Linked DNA regions of Mus musculus: region 2 is linked to region 1. A link is a contact called in ENCODE POLR2A ChIA-PET data. All regions are on one chromosome and are shown on one strand. The core of a region is the stretch at or near the end of the contact, and the rest is flanking DNA. Distances in the headings are between cores, read along the strand shown.

Evidence for each region. ChIA-PET counts read pairs that join two places held with the same protein, here RNA polymerase II (POLR2A).
Region 2: POLR2A ChIA-PET joins it to region 1 with 11 read pairs in Patski. The contact joins the promoter of Stam2 here to the promoter of Cacnb4 in region 1. POLR2A ChIA-PET finds 5 or more read pairs at or near these places in 2 of 5 experiments (Patski and embryonic stem cell).

Annotation. Positions count from the first base shown.
Region 1 is chr2:52,673,630-52,679,108 of GRCm38, reverse strand. Cacnb4 (calcium channel, voltage-dependent, beta 4 subunit) reads left to right here and starts at 2,500. Exons shown (of 14, transcript NM_001037099.2): 1 at 2,500-2,838; 2 at 3,298-3,381. The coding sequence starts at 2,779. It overlaps Gm46740 (a long non-coding RNA gene), which reads right to left and starts at 2,328. Exons shown (of 2, transcript XR_001783304.2): 1 at 1,815-2,328; 2 at 1-859.
Region 2 is chr2:52,739,233-52,744,711 of GRCm38, reverse strand. Stam2 (signal transducing adaptor molecule (SH3 domain and ITAM motif) 2) reads left to right here and starts at 2,563. Exons shown (of 14, transcript NM_019667.2): 1 at 2,563-2,651. The coding sequence starts at 2,612.

The sequences.
Region 1 (5,479 bases), core at 1,251-3,750:
TAGTCCATGCTGGTGTGGATCATGGTGGCATGCATGGGTGATGGAGCAGAAGCCAAGAACTCACATCTGATCGAAAAGTTGCAGACAGAACAAGAACAAGAGTTGACCTTTTCAGTGACACTCTTCCTCCAACAGAAGCCACCCCTCCTAATCCTCCCCAAACGTTCCCACTAAGAAGGAACCAAAATTCAAATATATGAGCCTATAGGAGCCAGTCTCACCTAAACCACCACAGTGGTATCATTTCAGAAGAGATTAGCTTGCCTCTTCATGAGCCAAAAACAAGCTCCATCAGGACCCCTGCACTCTCAATGACTGTGAGCAACATAAAGTTTCCATCACATGAATGGGGCTGTCAGAAGGCAGCCTGTACTACCCTCCCATGCTCACTCAGAACTTAGTTTTAGCAACAGATAGCTAAAGGAGAATTGCAGTATCTTTCCCAGGAAAGTACCCACACACCCACACACCCACACCCACACACACTTAAGAAGAGGGGGAGTCTTGTGTTTCTGACTTTACCTGTGTGGGGTGGAGTTTCCCTCTCTGATCAGAAAGGTAGGAGGGTTCGGGAGCTTGGCTGGAATGCCACAGACTCACACTTTTCTCGCTGGAGTTCTGTAGATTTTCTCAGACATCTTTCGCCTCATGGTGTGCCTGTTAGGCCCATCGCTGGAGGTGTATTCGTAATCCGCACAGCTCTTGTCGAGAGGCAGATGCGCAGAGCCATTCATGCTGTCTTCCTGGTGTGGATTCTGTTCTGATTATTCAGTCAGTGAAACTGGGCGATGAGAAGCCAGAGCCTCCGCAACCATTTAGTCTGTGTGTATTGATGAAGTGTCAACTAAGAAAAAGGTTCCTAGAACAGAATGAGATGACAGCAACTAATGGGGGTGCTGGTGGAGAGGGGTGTCTACATTAGAGATGGCTCCTTACCCATTAACTTCCTAGGGGCTTCCACTACACATAAACTACACAGATACCGAGCTATTTTGGAAACTGGATTTTCACAAAAGCAAGACTTAATATATACTAAGATATCCTGTGCCAAATATCTAGAGAATAAATGCTCCAGTTTTTCAGGCACAGGACAATCCAGGACCACAAGGGTCAGGGAGGATTTCTGTGGAGGAAGAGTGAGCTGAGCAGGGTTGCAGAACTCTGGGTGGTGTCTAGATAGTGTGGAGGGCAGATGCCAAGGACATACTTCAGAGCTCTGATGCTGAAGTGGAGTGCAAGTCAGGGACGAGCAGTAAATGGGCCTGCCTGCTCTCTGGCTTTGCAAAGAGAAATCAATTTGGAGGGAGGAGTTTTGGAGTGTGGGTATGTCCAAAGCAAGCAGGAAGCCTAGTTTGCAGATCACAGACTTTGGGCTTTACCTCAGAAAACAGTAAATTGAGGAAAGTGGTTTTGGAGAAATGGCTTTGCCTGAGTGTAGATGGACTGTGCTTGGTGTGTGTGTGTGTGTGTGTGTGTGTGTGTGTGTGTGTGTGTGTGTTCGTGTGCGCGTGTGTGCATGTGTGCGTGTGCGTGTGTGTGTGTGTGTGTGTGTGTGTGTTTGTGCGCACAGGGAGCTTGGAGGCAAGACTAGTTTTAGGACCCAAGTTTAGATGAAGTGAAGATGTGGGTCTGTAAAGAAAGTGTGTAATGGATGGGAAAATAAACGTGACACTTGTTTTTATAAGTGAAACACTAGATTGCAGGGTGAGGGGGGCTGATTTAGTGGCTTTATGTCTACTTCTATTTTTACTATGCATCTCTGCGGCTGTAACTATAGTTAGGATTTATTTTCTTGAATTCACATATTTGCCCACCTCTTTTGATTACTTCAAATTTCTTCCTTCTAGGATCCTCTTGCTTTGAACTTGATCTCAAACACAGCATGTGTTTGCAGCCGGAAAAGCTAGGTTGAGTTTCTTCTCCTGGAAACAGCTATACCGAATTGGAGGCACGTGGCCAACTCCTGCTTTTTAGCAGGTTTGACGTGACCTTCAAAACTCCTTAGGACATGCTGGTCTCCGGTGGTGGGGCTGCATCTCCAGTCAGACTCTGACTGACAGGCTCTCCCACGCCTGCCTAGGTGTGTATAACTTGCATCTCTGAGAGTAGAGTTGCTCAAACAATAACAATAACAAACAAAAACAAAAAAACCACTAATAAAAAGCAAACACACACACACACACACCCTGTGCCTTACCATCCCTGTGTGGGATGATGAGGAAAGTCAAGGAAGGAGGAGTCAGTCCTGTCCTTTTCAAATTGGAGTTCTGGGACACACACACACACACACACACACACACACACACACACACACACACACACACACACACGCACGCACGTTCCGCTCTGCCCACTCCCTGCAACACTGCACCAGCTTCCCTCCCTAAGTCCTGATTCATGAACCGTGCCACCTTTGTCTCATTTTAAACTGTGCAGACTATTTTAATCCTCCCACCCCCAGCTCAGATTTTCCCCTCCCTCCATCCTCTGGAAAGCTGCGCTGTAAAGCGCTCGCGGGGTGGGAGAGCACTTCTCCCCGAGGCTCGGGAAGGCGACAACCGAGAAGCCCCCTCTCCTGGACCTCCAGGAGGGCGCGGGGGGGGGGAGGGAAGCGCTTCGGCCCCTTTAAGGTGCGGCGCTCGGCGAAGTGCGGGCAGGCGGCCCGCGAGCCGGCGCGGGGCCAGGAGCCGGGTAGGGAAGTCCTGCCTCCCCCTCCACCCGCACCGGCCCGCGCCCTCCGCCCACCGCGCTGCGAGGGCCATGCGGCGCCTCTGAACCATGTCGTCCTCGTACGGCAAGAACGGGGCGGCGGACGGGCCGCACTCCCCCAGCTCACAGGTACCGCCCCCTCCTCCACCCGCGCCGCCCCGCGCCCCGCCTTGGTGCCGCGAGTGCGGGGCGCTGGTCCTGAGCCGCCGCTCCCTCCTCCGCGCCTCCCGCCCGCCCGCCTGCCCGCTCCTCCCCCTCCTCCTCCCCTCCTCCTAGCCCTGCTCCGGGGCTCAGCGCTCCGGCTTCAGTGTCCGCAGCCTCCTGTCGCCGATGCCGGGGATTCAGACCCCGCACACGCGACGTTTTGTTAATGGATGTGGTGGGTGCTCGGGACCACCCAGCTCGGGGTGAGGGATGGGGGTGGGGGCGCTGGGAGGCGCCGGGGAGACTAGGGTTCGGGGCTCGGGGCGAGAGGGGGGGGGGTCCCCAGGGCGCGGTTCCCAAGGAGGACTCCAGCCCCGGGTGACCGCTCGGCTCAGCGCTGCGGTCCTCACTGGCTTCTTTGTGGCCCCGGTGTGTCGAGTTCAGGTGGCCCGAGGCACCACGACCCGGAGGAGCAGGTTGAAAAGATCGGATGGCAGCACCACTTCTACCAGCTTCATCCTCAGACAGGTAGGAGGTTCGGGCGCCCGGAGCCCGCACCCAGCGCGGTCCCTCGCCCCCGAGCGCGAGTCCGGTCTGCGCCGCTCGGGGCTCGGTCCTTGTCCCTCTGCTTCATGCTGCCCTGTCCTGGGGTCCAGCCGCCCCTACCTCTGCTTCCAACTCCATCCCTCTGCTGGTACCCTGGCTACCTAGTGTTGGCATCCCTACATCTCTCTGTCGCTCCGAGAAGTTAGTTTGTATTTTGTGTACTTGCGTTGGAGAGGAAAAGGGACATTGGCCGGGGACACTGAATTTAAGAGCTAGAAAGTATTCCTGGCCCACCTTCGTTGCACAGAGGGACCTTGAGAGACCTGATTTGATGCGCTGTGAGAGTTTGAGGGTTTCTCCAATCTTTGTCCTATTTTTGAATACTTTGCACATTTTTGAGCGAGTTCTCTGAGTTCTGGCCAAAAGAAAGACACTTAGAAAAGTTTAGTCTCATCTTGGCACTGCTTCATCGATTTCGCGTAATCACGGACTGACAGGGACAGCGGTCTAGTGAGACCTAAATAAGACAGCGCGGGCGCAGTTCCCAGGGTCTGGCTGAACCTCGCGCTGGCTTTCCCGTGTTTTCCTCGTGGCCAGAGGCAAGTAGTTCGAACCGCAGGTCGCTAGCAATGCTCAGTTCTCTGGTGTCTGTCACTTTGAGGAAGGAAATCGACCCTCTGATTTTGCACTACCCAGTGCTGCCAATAAAACCTCCGGAGCCGCAGGATGCCGGAGAAGGAATGCACAAGTGGCTCACCTTGATCTTTCTCTGGAGTGTGTTTTTCCCAGGTGACTTAGGCAGACTTTGGTCACTGCCCCAAGACGCTTTTATCCCAGGTTCTGCCCTGGACTGCTGGAGCGACCTTGAGAAATACTTTTCTCTCTAGGTCACCCAGAACGTGGTGTCCTGAGATTCTAACTTACTATGGCAGCCGCGGTGGTTTTTTTTTTTTTTTTTTTTTTTTGATAATTAGTTTAAACATATTTTCAAAGTAGAACATGATTTAGACTCAAAATTGGACTCTGACAGCGCTTAAAAGGTCTATAAAGCATATTTGGGTAATATTTCTACGAACATTTGTACTTTCTGCAGAAACAGAAATTATGGCTATCATTCTGTAACTCAGTGTGGTGTGCTCCAGGCATGAACAGTATTTAAACACATTTGATTCTGCATTCATTTTGAAAGAACATTGTACCCTCTTTGCAGAGCTAGGGTTATTTGTGAATTTGATTAGGGGAAGCCACTGCTCAGCTTAAAATATTTTTTGAGTTATGCAACCCTGAGTTCTTTATGTTTATTTTGTAGATGCTTATTTTTGGTAGTGCTTTCTTATTGCAGATTCTTGGAACTACTAATTATACAGTAGTGTGTTCTGTGAGATTTTTGACTAATACTTTTGAATTCACTGCACTACTTTACACTCTGAGCCCAAACAAAACAATATCCTTTCTGATATTTTCCCCAATTTCCTAGTCATTCAATGATTGAAACTACACACACACACACACAAAATGTTGTAGAGTGGGCCGCTGTGTGTAGGCTTAATGGAAAAAAAATATTGCAAAGGTAATTTTAGGAGTTACTTGAACGAGTATGAAGGTTTTGAGAATAAATATAGTTCCTAAATATTTTTGAAAGTGGACATACTGATTTCATAAAATGGTCCAAATTCAGGAATTAATTGTAACAAACAATGTTCTTAATTTTGGTACAGAAACAATATCTGTTTTGGGGGAGAACTTCATAGCACAGTATACTCCTGTACATTATCTAATTTAAATAGCATCATACAGACCTCTTTAAATGAATTATTTATATATACATTAAAGCATAACACCCTTTAATAGAGCTCTTTAAAGGGTGATGGTAATTTATTAATATTTAAATACTTTAAAAATTAAAATTTATCTTAATTGATTAATTGTGGGTGTGTTTGTGGTGGTCAGAGGGCAACTTACAGGGTCAATTCTCTCCTTCTACCTTGTGAGCCGAGGGAACTGAGCTCAAGTGGTCAATTAGCTGGTAGCTAGCACAGTTGCCATCTCTCTGGCTTTTAAATTCTTGATACTAGGAGTG
Region 2 (5,479 bases), core at 1,314-3,813, 66 kb before region 1:
GTATGCTAGCAGGTAAATAAAGATACTTGAGCATGCTCACCATAAAACAGCAGGAGCAAGGATCCTCTAAAATGATATTTTCAAAGGCTATCCCTCAATTCTTTGCTTTTAATACAAGTACTTTTAAGTTATCTCATGTGGTCTTTGCTAGCAACCTAACTGTTTGGGACTCCTTATTCACATGTGGATTGATATCAGATTATATTCCAAAATATCCCTAAATGGGTGCCATGTGTCTTATATGCTAGAATTAAAAAATTAACAGGTTTGGGCTGGTGGGATGGCTCAGTGGGTAAGAGCACTGGCTGCTCTTCCAGAGGTCATGAGTTCAGTTCCCAGCAACCACATGGTGGCTCACAACCATCTATAGGGGGATCTGATGCCCTCTTCTGGCAGGAGGATGTATATGCAGCAGAGCAACAATACATTAAATAAAGTTAAAAAAAAAAAAGTAGAGGGAAAAAAATTAACAGGTTCTGCCAAATTTCTAGGTAACTTATTTCCATTCTAACACTGGGGATTAATCCTAGAAAGTGTCCAGACATATTCTGAACACTCTAGATTAAGATGCTTAAAAAAAAAAAAAACTAGTCCATTAACCTGCAAATGTTTCCATCTCACTTGTAAACCTAACTTTATAGTAGATAATGTATTCAATTCAGATGATTTCACACAGGAAGAATCTATTATCATCTCCTTACACTAGAGGTTGGAAAATAACGTCTGCTTCTTTAATATGTCGATATGTAGGGTACAGAAGATCCTATCTCAAAACTGAAAGAAGAGTCCATAAATAAATAAACACTGAAATGATTCTCAAAATTAAAAAAAAATTGTTGAAAAACTTCAAGTCCTAGAAGGAAGGGCTCGTGCTTCAATAAATGGCTGAAACTGACTAGAGCTGCCAGCTTTAGTTTAAAAATACTTAATTACTTGAGACCGGGTCTCACTATACAGCCCTGTCTGACCTGTAATCTATATAGGTGGATAACTATATAGATCCACCCGCCTGTACCACCATGCCTGGTTATAAAGATCTTTTAAATTATGTGTGTTTATGATATGTGTGAGTTGGAGGGTCCGTGCTCGGGATACTGCCGAAGGGTGTGTGTGTGGCGGGGAGAAGACACCTTTCTGGAGTTGGTTCCTTCTGCCTTGGCTTCTGGGTGCTGAACATCACTCTTCAGGCTTGGGCTAGAAGGGCTTTTACAGCCAAGTGATTTCGTCGGCTCAAGGTGCCAGCTTTAGATGTGTGCTTTTCCATTCAAAAGCCATGGCCACATTCTAAAAGTACTTACCGTGCACTTTCTTACCAGATACTGTTTTTTAGATCCTGCGTTCACACTGTGAACAAAACTCATGGAATTTATAGTCTAATGAATAAGGATACTACAATTATCTGTACTATAGAGAGTGATAAATGATATGAACAGATACGAAGCAGGGTGAAGACGTACAGGGCAACGTATTGCAGGAAGAGTGTTTGCACACTTATACTTATTTAAATGCCTGGCTGGATCTGGTGGGAACCCGGATTTATGACTCTTATACATAACTAAGTCATTATAAATGTTTTTGCACTATAATGCTTGAGTGCACTTCACTCATCTTTGAACATGACTCAGCGATCCGCCTACCTCTGCCTACCACGTGCTGGGATTAATGGCGTGGGCCACAACGCCAGGCATTAGATTTTTAATTTTACGTGTCTGCATGTGGGTATAGGACGGTGAGTGTAGATGCCTACGGAAGCCAGAAGAGGGTGTCGGGTTCCCAGGAACTAGGCATTACAGACTGCTGTAACCCCTGCCTCCGCGAAGGTACGAAAACCTCAGCAGCAAGCGCTCTTAATTGCTGAGCCACCTCTCCAGTCCCTTCACTCGTCTTTATATTCCATGGTCCAAGCTCTGTTTTCATGCAGGAGAAATGAGAAGCAAAGAGTCTCTCCACAGCCGCTTTCCAGGGTGACTATTTCGGCTTGGTTAACCGCGGGATCCCATGAGCATCTACAACCCAGGCGGCAATTCTCAGCGCCTCTCATAAGGCGACAGCTGTTTCCATAGCAACCAGACGCGATGCGGGCGCGGGGTCCGAGTAGCAAGACCTGACCTGGTACCCAGGAAGTACTCGGGTTCGAGAAGAGCTGCTGTCACAACCTGGGGCGAAGGAAACGACATTCCCGAGCCACGCACCCCGCCTCGCCACTCAGGATCTGCAAGCTCGGCGGCCTCTGGCATCTCCAGCTACCACAACTTCCGGCCCTGAAGCCCCTCCCCTGGGCCCCGTGGCTCTCTCGGGTCCTCACTGCGGAAAGGTGACTGTGGCGGCTGCCGTGTCTGATCAGGCGTCGGATCGGGGGCTGCCACGTCTTTGGGACAGCAGAGAGGCCACTACAGGGTGTTAGAGCTCAGCCAAGCGTCGTGCGGCCCCACCGGTGGGGCTGGAGCCGCGGCGGCCGGGCGCCGGACAGGCAGGCGCGCGCAGGGCAGGCACGGCGGCGGAAGTGAAGGCACCGCTGGGCCAAGCCGTCTAGGAAGCCGCGGCGGGTCGCCCAGCTGGGGCAGTCGGAGTCCCGCCAGAGCGTCGGGATTCAGCTCGGGTTGCCGGCGTGATGCCTCTGTTCACTGCCAACCCGTTCGAGCAAGATGTGGGTGAGTGCGGTGCCCGGCGCGCTGTGTGCAAGGCGAAAGTGGGCGGCGGCCTGGGTGCCTGGAAACCCCGGCGGAGAGCGAAGGGGCGGCGCCGCTCTCGACGGCGGGGGGCAGCCTCGGTGCGTCTCTGGCTCGCCCGACTCCTGCCTGTCCGAGATTGGGATACCGAGAAGGGTTGTTCCAGTCACCCAGAGCAGGAGTGGGGGAAAAGCCTTGTTCGTACGAGGCTTAAGTTGCTGATACAAACTTCCTGCTTTCTCCCGAGCTCGTTAACACCCGTCCCTTTGGGAAAAAAAAAGTGCAGTACTGGACACCCTTTTTGCTGCCGAGGGCAGTCTTGAACTAGAGACCTAAGACTTACCAGGTTTAATTCGCATCGCTCCCGTAAGCACACATCTAAGCCCTGGTGGTTGCAGTTTTCGTATTTATTGACTGTTTTGAAGGTGCTGCGAGAGCCAGGCGCGGAGGATGAGAAGGAAAACTCCCAGAATCTTTAAATAGCCCAGAACAACCGATATTTGTTGGAGTCAAAACTTTACTCTGGTAGCGCATGACTTTCAAAATGAGAAAAAAGATGGATGGGTACAACTTAAGCATAATATTAACAGTAAAAGCACAGGCTAGCATTATTTTTGTAGCAGTAGTTAACACGCTCCTAGCGAGCTTTTCGGATTTAGAAATTTCCAGTCAAACAAAAATGCTACACATTTTACTACCAGTTTGTTCAGTTAAAATTTTTGTTCATTTAAGAAAAGACTAGAAAGTGCTTCATCTTGTTATAATTCTCAAAATCACGTTCAAATCATGTGAGTGACTAATTATATAGGAAGCATGTGAGGCTTAGTCACTGTTTAAGGAATAATTAATTGTTCTTTTGTAACAATACCTATGTGACACATTACACTTTTTAATTGTTATTGAATTAATTGAGTTTTGAGACAGAGTGGAGTCTTTATATAGTCTAGGCTGGCTTCAGTTTCTTAAAACCTCAGTCTTAATATTGAGAACTGCGGGATGCCAAGTCTGGGTGGGCCTCCACCCTCTTTGAGACCCGTGCTTCTTAGTGTGACTCTAAACGCTTTGATTTTGCTCTAATGAAATATGTGTGGAAAAAGCCAAGTAGAAGAGGTTATTTTATTTTTTTTTTCTTTATTAGTTTGTTATTTGTGTGCGTGGGTGTTTTGCCTACATGTTATATTTGTCACTTGTGTGCTGTGCCCGAGGAGGCCAGAAGACAGTGTCAGATCACCTGTCACTGGAGTTACAGACAGCTGTGAGCCACCGTGTGGGTGCTGGGAAGAGCAGGGAATGTTCTTAACTGAGCCATCTCTCCAGCCCATGACAGATTATTTAAAATACAAAACCTATGAACTTTTTAATTTTTTAATTTAATTAATTAATTAATTAATTAATTTATTTATTTATTTGGTTTTTTGAGACAGGGTTTCTCTGCCCTGGCTGTTCTGGAATCCACACTGTAGACCAGACTGGCCTCGAACTCAGGAGTAGATCAGGCTGGTCTTGAATTCAGAGATCTGCCTGCCTTTGCCTCTCAAGTGTTGGGGTTAAAGGTGTGTGCTACCATGCCCAGCTTAAAACCTATAAACTCTTTCTTCAGGGAAAAAATTTCCTAGGAGCCTGCTGTTTTCAAATTGAAAACTTTTTTGGTAGCAATATTATGAGTTGCTCTGCCCAGTTTATTTTTCTATACTGTCTCCTCAGTACGTTCTGAAATCTTTGCATCAGAGCTTAGTGTAGTTCTCTTAGGTGCTGATCTTCAGGCACAAATAAACAAACAAACAAAAAAACCTATGTCGGTTATTTCATGGGCTGTGAAATTGGTTGAGGCCACTTGGACGAATGCAACTAAAAAAAAAAAAAAGGAACGAAATTCTAAGGAGCTCAGATTGCTCTGAAACAAGTATCAGGAAATTATATGTTGTGTTTTTTAGACCTTAAGGACTCTTAGTGTGAAAAAGTTAATAATGCAAACAAGCCATTAACTGATTGAGCATTTTACAGCAATATTCCATGCCCACTTTTTTGGGTAGCATTATCTTTATTTCTGTGGTTTATGTGTGTTAGCAGTGTTCACTCTTCATCCAACAGAAATGCATGGGTGATCACTGTAGATCAGGCATTGTAGTGTGTGCTACAGAGACAAAAATTAATACGTATACTGAGTGCTTGCTCACAAGACACTCAAGTCCAAGAAAGGACACGTGCTCCAGTAGATGGTTGACCTAAAATGTGATTAATGCAGCTTGGTAGATATGGGGGATATGGAAGATGGTATCTGTCCTACCCCTTTGCCTAAAGTTATCGATCATCTATGATGGCAAGACAAACAATAGTGTTAGGTAGCCAGTTCCCAAGGTAAAGGTCGCCATTGTTCTTTCCTTCCCTGGCAGCATTGCTTCAGTAGGAAGCAGCCAGGTCTTACATTATGTTCAATAGAGCACACACAGGAGGTTCCCAAGGAGAGAAAGTAAACATGGAGGACTTGGTGGGAAGATGGAGTGGCTGGTATTAAAAGGAGATGATTTTGGCGTGGCACGTAGACCCCCTTCTCTTTTGCAGCAATCCCCAGAGAGGCAGCTGTGAAAATGTTCAGTCCCTTTGTGGCTTCCGACTGATCGCAACAGGCATGTGAAGGGCACTTCACTGCGCCTTCTCACACTCGGAGGAAGCTCGTGTTTCCCTGAGACAGAAGGATAATGCTCGCTCTACGCACCACCCTATGCACAAGGGATGATGAAGTTCAGGTTATATGAGGACAGTACAAAGGTTGGCAGGTTGCAGAGTGGTCCAGGTGTGCAGGAAGAAGC